2 separate regions of the Mus musculus genome follow, and region 2 is linked to region 1. A link is a loop called in an ENCODE intact Hi-C map of the cell type or tissue named here. Cell type or tissue: left cerebral cortex. All regions are shown on one strand. Each heading gives the region's core, and the rest is flanking DNA. Links, peaks and the distances in the headings are about the cores only.

Region 1 (2,899 bases), core at 293-2,792:
AATGATGATCTCAAGGCAATGCTGGGGCCAGGCAAACACAAACTGCCTTGAACAGAACATCTGGTTCTTGGAAAGGCTTTTGTCCCTCGCTGCTTTGCTCGCCTAGTTCTCTTCTGCCTTAGGCAACAGCCATGCAAGTCCCACATCCTGGAACGAAAGATGGGCTTCCTTGAGAGGCATTTTTTTTTTTCTTGTTAGTTCCTGGAAGCCATTTCACGCTCAGTTCTGGGCTGATCTGCCACGGAGGTCGGGGTAGCTATTTTCCTTCACACAATTCCTGTCAGTCTATATCGCCAGTGTATTTGAAGCCTGTTGGGCGTTACTCTTGCCCGTACACCATGACGCTGACTCGACAAGGTGGAGCTTGATTAATCCCTGTGTCCTGAATACCAGCCAAGTACTTTTTCCTGATGTAAGTATCATTAATCAGCCCATTCCTTTTCCGGTTTACCTGAAACCACATGTCCTGAGTAGACTATGTTAGCCCTCGAATGCAGCTATAGTTCGTTACTTAAATTAGGACCCCATAATTTAAAAAACAAACAAACCCTGCCTATTAATTATTTTTTTCCTGCATAGTTAGGGCAGGAACAATTAGTTGACTATTGAAGAGTGTAAGTTTTCTTTCTCGGAAGATCAAGACACTGGATAGGGTTAAACGTCTGAGAATTTAATCTGTGCTCCCAAGTGATTGACAGGCCAAGGAAAAAGCAAAATGAATCAAGAGGAGGAAAAAAAAATCAAGGGTAAAGTGGAGATAAAAGTGGACGAGAAAGAAAAAGAGCAACTAAACCGCGGAGAAACAGCTTTAGGAGAGGAGGAGACAGAAGGCGCGGAGAAGGAAAGGCGCAGAGAGAGCGGGAAGAGAGGCTGGGAGGGCGGGCAGGAGCGCGCCGGGCCGGCTCACTGCTCCGAGACCGGGGGGAACGCGGACGGGGCTAAAGCGTCGGGCTGCCAAGAGTCCACCCCCGCACGACGCGGGATAGTCGCGCCCAGCAGCGTCAGCCAATGAGAAGCCGGGATGTTGGAGAGGCGGCGGTGAGCGGGGCGTTCGCTGGCTGGGGTGGGAGGGGGACGGCGGCCGCCGCCATGATGCTTGTTTGCTTTCAATGAAAACGAGGGGGGCGCGGAAGAGGAGGCGTCGGCGTCGGTGGCGGCGGCGTCGACGGCGCGGAGGCGAAGGCGGCGGCCGGCGCGGCGAGGAGGGCGAGGCCGGGGTCCGAGAGGGCGGCAGAGCGTAGCGGCGGCTCGTGGGGTCCGGGGCGGCCGAGGCGGGCGGCTGAGGAGCGGCGGCCGAGGAGGGGGAACAAAGAGCGGCGGCGGAGGCGCTGCAGCAGCGGGCGGGACTGGTATGGTGGTTCCACAGGGCAGACCCCGCTGCACTCATCGGGAGGAGGCGGCGGCAGCGGCGGAGGAAGGCGGCGCAGCTCGAGAGGTGAGCGCGACGGGCCCGAGCGACGTCCCGCCGAGGCTCTGCTGCCTGCGCTCCCCCATCCCCCCCCAGGGGTCGCGCCCCGGCGGGGACCCCGAGCGCGCACTCGCGCACAACTTAGGAGTTCTCGGAGTGACGTCTGTCCGTCCCCCTCCTTCACACACAGCGATCGCCATCCCGTCGGTCCCCTGGCCGCGCCCCCCGCGCGGAGTCCCGGGGCTCGGCCTGGGTTGGGGGTGGGGGGTGGGAGTGTTGATTGACGGCAGTGCGGTGGCGTACAGAGGGCGGTGGCGTGAACCCTGGCTTCTCGGACCCCCGCCTCCGGCCGGTCACGCACCTCAAGAGAGGAGCTGGGGTGCCGGGACTAGGGACAAACCGGTGGCAACTTTGGAGAAGTGGCTGTGCTGGGGGGGGGGGGGTGTGCACTGTGCGGCGTGGAACTTGGCACTCCGTGGATTGACTTAATGCTCACCCTTTTTCTCCTAAAGTATTTTAAAGTCCGTTTAACGCAGATATTGGTAGGGGCGGGGCGGATTACGTGGCCAAAGAAGTGATTATCAGCTGAAGAGATTATTGGACTCAGGACTCAAGTACTAATTTCTGGAAGAAAATTTCCCTAGTTTAACCTAGTTTCAAAGACAGTGGTTATTTACTTTGGTGACCCCCCCTTCCCCCCCCCCCCCCCCCCCGCCTTGACTCTTTCTACCCTGACAACGGTCTTCAGAGACTGCTCATAAGCAACTGTAATTCTTTACTTTTAACTGTTTCTGCAAGTGACAACATTGTGCACAGGCCATCTTGTTACTGTGTTTAAATAATCTGCTAGAATTTGAGTACAGGTAAACCTGTTTTACAGGTAGATTGCCTGATTGACTACTAGGTCTAAATTCTTCTCTGCCTCTGCTTGGAATTTTAACTTTGGAGAATAAATGAAAAAACAATTCGGTGTGTAATAGCACTGTCTTTCCCACACTAGAAATTTTCACCATCCCGCAACCGTTCTGTAGGCTGGTCAAAAGATTGTGAAGGCGTATTTTGCTTTTTGTAATTGCTGCCAGTCTTTTGAAGTTGGCGCTTTGAAGAATACATTTTAGAATTAAAATTACGTGGAGCCAGTGGTCTAGTCAAATTCTCTGACCTGGCTCTGAGGAACCAAGCCTAGAATGAAGAGACTGGATCAGGATGTTAGAGTTAGGAGGGTAGTCATAAAGCAGACGTTAAGGGTGATATAGTTGTTAAGTATTTGGGGTTTGGAGAAGGAAGCGGGTATTTTTATCAGGTAGATATTAAAGTAGGTCAGGTAGCCATTTCACAGGTGCACAGGTGCTTGCTAACGTGGACAAAAATGTATGTGGCAGACATTTTCTAGTGTGACTGGAATATTCTTGAAAGAGAATCCTTGTATAAGTTGAGATGTATTATGGTTGCTGGGAAATTTCAGGCTTTTTTTTTTTTTTTGAACAGACA
Region 2 (2,899 bases), core at 149-2,648, 870 kb after region 1:
ACTCCTGTGGTAGAAGGAAGACACGTGGTCAGAAAATTCTGGATACCCTCTCGTGTACTTTCCTAGAACCATCCAGGAGAAAGCCAAGATTCTGCTCTCAGGAGCAGGAGACTGGATAGATACCATCTCTGGCTATGGGGTGAACAGAGACTTGCAGACTAAGCCTATTGGTGCAGAACAAATGCAGGGGAACTCCAAAGGTCCGGGAGTCTCACTTCCTCAAGGGCATCAATCACGTGGTCTGCGGTGAGAATCGAGACTCCCACCTTGGTTCGGTCTATCTTATCTTCAGCTCTCCTCTCATCCTGTAGGAAGGCTGGAGCACAACAGGGCAGCAGAGACTGGGAGCTGCACACGCCTCTTGTGCCGCAGCCTATCGAGGGACAGACTAAAAGGGAAGATGCCCAGAACCAATGGGCTTCACAGCCCTTCAGACAGACCACCTAACCCAGGACGCTATTCTGTGTTCTTCCTCTTTGAACTTGGTACTTTGTGTAGTGCCACGCCCCTGGGAACGCAGTAGGAGTGTGGCAGTGGATATGTGGGCGTGACAAACAGAATTTCTCCTGGGCAGAGTTACATTAGCGGTTGGGGACAGACAAGATTTCAAGTCCCTGGGGCCATCTTCCAGGCCTCCAGGCATCGGGCTCTGAGGGACGAGAAGAGATGAGGGGAAAACAGTTTTAGAAAGAGAAAAAGGAGACCGGGGCTTTTCTGTAGGACCCTGCCTGCAGTCCGCAAGGAGAGCTGGGAGGGCTGGAGCAGAGCCAGGGCTCCGGGACATCCTGCACCCACCTTGGCCTCCTGCACCGCCTCCTCCAGCGGCAGCACGGCGTGCGAACGGTGCTCGCGGGCGCGGTCGCACACCACGCAAATGGCGCGGCCGTCGTCTTGGCAGTAGAGCTTAAGTTGCTCTCCGTGTTGGGAGCACCGCGCAGCCGCCGCCCGGGCAGGCACCGCTGGAGTCCCGCGCTCCCCGGGGGCGGTGGGGGGCAGGCTGAAGCGCCGAAGGAGCGAGGCCACCGCGGCCAGCTGTCGATTGGGTCGCAGCTGGCTGGGGCGCGCGGGCTCGCGGCACTGAGGACAGGGCAGTGGGCAGGGCAGCGTGCGGGTCGCCGTGCCGGTCCCAGCTCCGGGACGCTCCCAGCAGCGCATAATACAGGCTCGGCAGAAGCTGTGGCCGCATTCGACTGACACCGGCTCCCGGAAAAACTCTAGGCAGATGGAGCACGTCGCCTCGCCTTGGAGCTCTGCCGCTAGGGCCAGCGCCTCGGCTCCTGCGTTCGGCCCGGTCCGCGGCCCCACAGTCGCCATCCGTGTCCTTAGTACATTCGAGTCTTGTGGCTTTGGGGAGGTCCCTGGATGCTACTGTCCAAGCTGGGCTGAGCTCCGAGTACCCACTGGGCGAGGAGGGGCGGGGCCGGCAGCGGGCAAGCTGAGACGTGAGCCGAGGGTGCACCCAGCTGAGAATGGAGGCAGGTGCTGCCCTTTCTCTGGGTTCCCAAAGCCACCACCCTAGCCCCGATCTCCCTTTTGTCGACCCCCCTTCCACCGCCTTTCTAGGCCGCCCAGTATGGCCCAGTCAGCAGTAGGGAACTGTCGGGGACAGGTGAGCGCGCAAGGCCAGCTGGGCTCCACTCCCAGTAGCTGACCTAGGCTGACCCTGCCCTACAGGGGCAAAGGCCTGGCTCCCGGGACAAGGTGTCTGGTTCCCCGCATACCGACTCATCCTGGCACTGCGCTGAGCTAAACTTAGGGTCTGGAATTTGGCTCTACCTCCTCATCCCAAGCGTGGCCTTTTGTCCACTTTTGTAACTACATCATCTCTTACAGTTATCCCTTTAATTTTGAACAAGTAATACAGCCATTTACCCTCATTTCATTCAGAATCCACACCTACCCCAAATCCCTCTGTCTCTCCCCAGCTGGTATACAGCTGGGTTCCAGGGACCGTTTTGTTTTTGTTTTTGGAGTAGTTTTTCTATCCTTTCATTCTGGAGGCCACTTGGGTCAAGCTTCTTTCTCTGCCTCTCTCAAAACCTCTCTTGTCAATGTCTCTATCCACTCGCCCAATTCTAACCGAGAGTTGCAAACCTCACCTCTCTGGTGTGTCTGTCCTTCCTCACAGCATTTTCTCCTCGCCACTCGGGATGCTACCACCTCCATTTCTCTCCGGTCTATGACCTCCTACTTTCTTCTTGGGTTCTAGAGTCCCCCACTCGGCTCCTTGCCCTGGTTCAATCCCCCGGCCTCAGTCACCACACTCTACAATCGCTTCCATTTTTAAAAAATTTTTTTAACTTTAGAGAACCCTTTCAGAGCCCATGTCTCCACAGTATCCATCAGAGCCCTCTGCTCAAACCCCACCAGTGAGTGGCTGCTAACTCCCAGGAAAGAAGTTGAAGTCTTCATAATAACCTCAAGGCTCTTGCTTGACTCTCCTCTTCCACCATGGGACGTTTTAAATTTTCTGCAAACTCACCTACAATTATTTTGAAGATAAGGAACATTATTAGGTCAGTTGAAGAAACAAGTGAATCCCTGGACTAAAGAATGGCCACCGGTTTCAGGCACAGGACAACTGATGGTGAGCTAAGGCTCTTCTGGTTCACCAAGAACTCAGAGTCATGACATCGAGGACCTTCGGTGATGTGTTATTTGCTGGGCCTGGTGGCACAGACCTGTAAATCACAGCGTTAAAGGGCACGGGGTCAGGAGTTCAAGGTCATCCCTTGTCATAGCCATCCCATCCCCCATGGTCAGCTTGGGTTATATGAAACCCAGCTTCAAAAAAAAAAAAAAAAAAAAAGTTTTTTTCTGTGGAACTCTCAAGTATCTCGCTTATGCCTTTGCAGTTTTTATTTTAACTTGGTCACTTTTTCTATCCAAATCTCTCATT

The links. A loop is a pair of places that touch in the nucleus more often than their neighbours do. Peaks named below come from ENCODE experiments on the same cell type or tissue, not always from the same donor. Only the 100,000 strongest peaks of a DNase experiment are listed, where the experiment ranks them.
Region 2: a loop joins it to region 1, with 2.5 times the contacts of the local background. A loop is called at or near these places in 2 of 42 quality-filtered maps.

Annotation. Positions count from the first base shown.
Region 1 is chr11:49,710,890-49,713,788 of GRCm38, reverse strand. Cnot6 (CCR4-NOT transcription complex, subunit 6) reads left to right here and starts at 1,067. Exons shown (of 12, transcript NM_212484.2): 1 at 1,067-1,435. It overlaps Gm36411 (a long non-coding RNA gene), which reads right to left and starts at 317. Exons shown (of 4, transcript XR_879826.3): 1 at 1-317. In left cerebral cortex, for the core only: a CTCF peak has its summit at 1,457; DNase peaks (open chromatin) are centred at 977 and 1,575; H3K4me3 peaks cover 2,399 bases; H3K27ac peaks cover 1,192 bases.
Region 2 is chr11:48,835,942-48,838,840 of GRCm38, reverse strand. It overlaps Trim7 (tripartite motif-containing 7), which reads right to left and starts at 1,370. Exons shown (of 7, transcript NM_001347446.1): 1 at 796-1,370; 2 at 1-4. The coding sequence starts at 1,314. In left cerebral cortex, for the core only: a CTCF peak has its summit at 1,239; DNase peaks (open chromatin) are centred at 230, 594, 873 and 1,237; H3K4me3 peaks cover 1,647 bases; H3K27ac peaks cover 1,091 bases.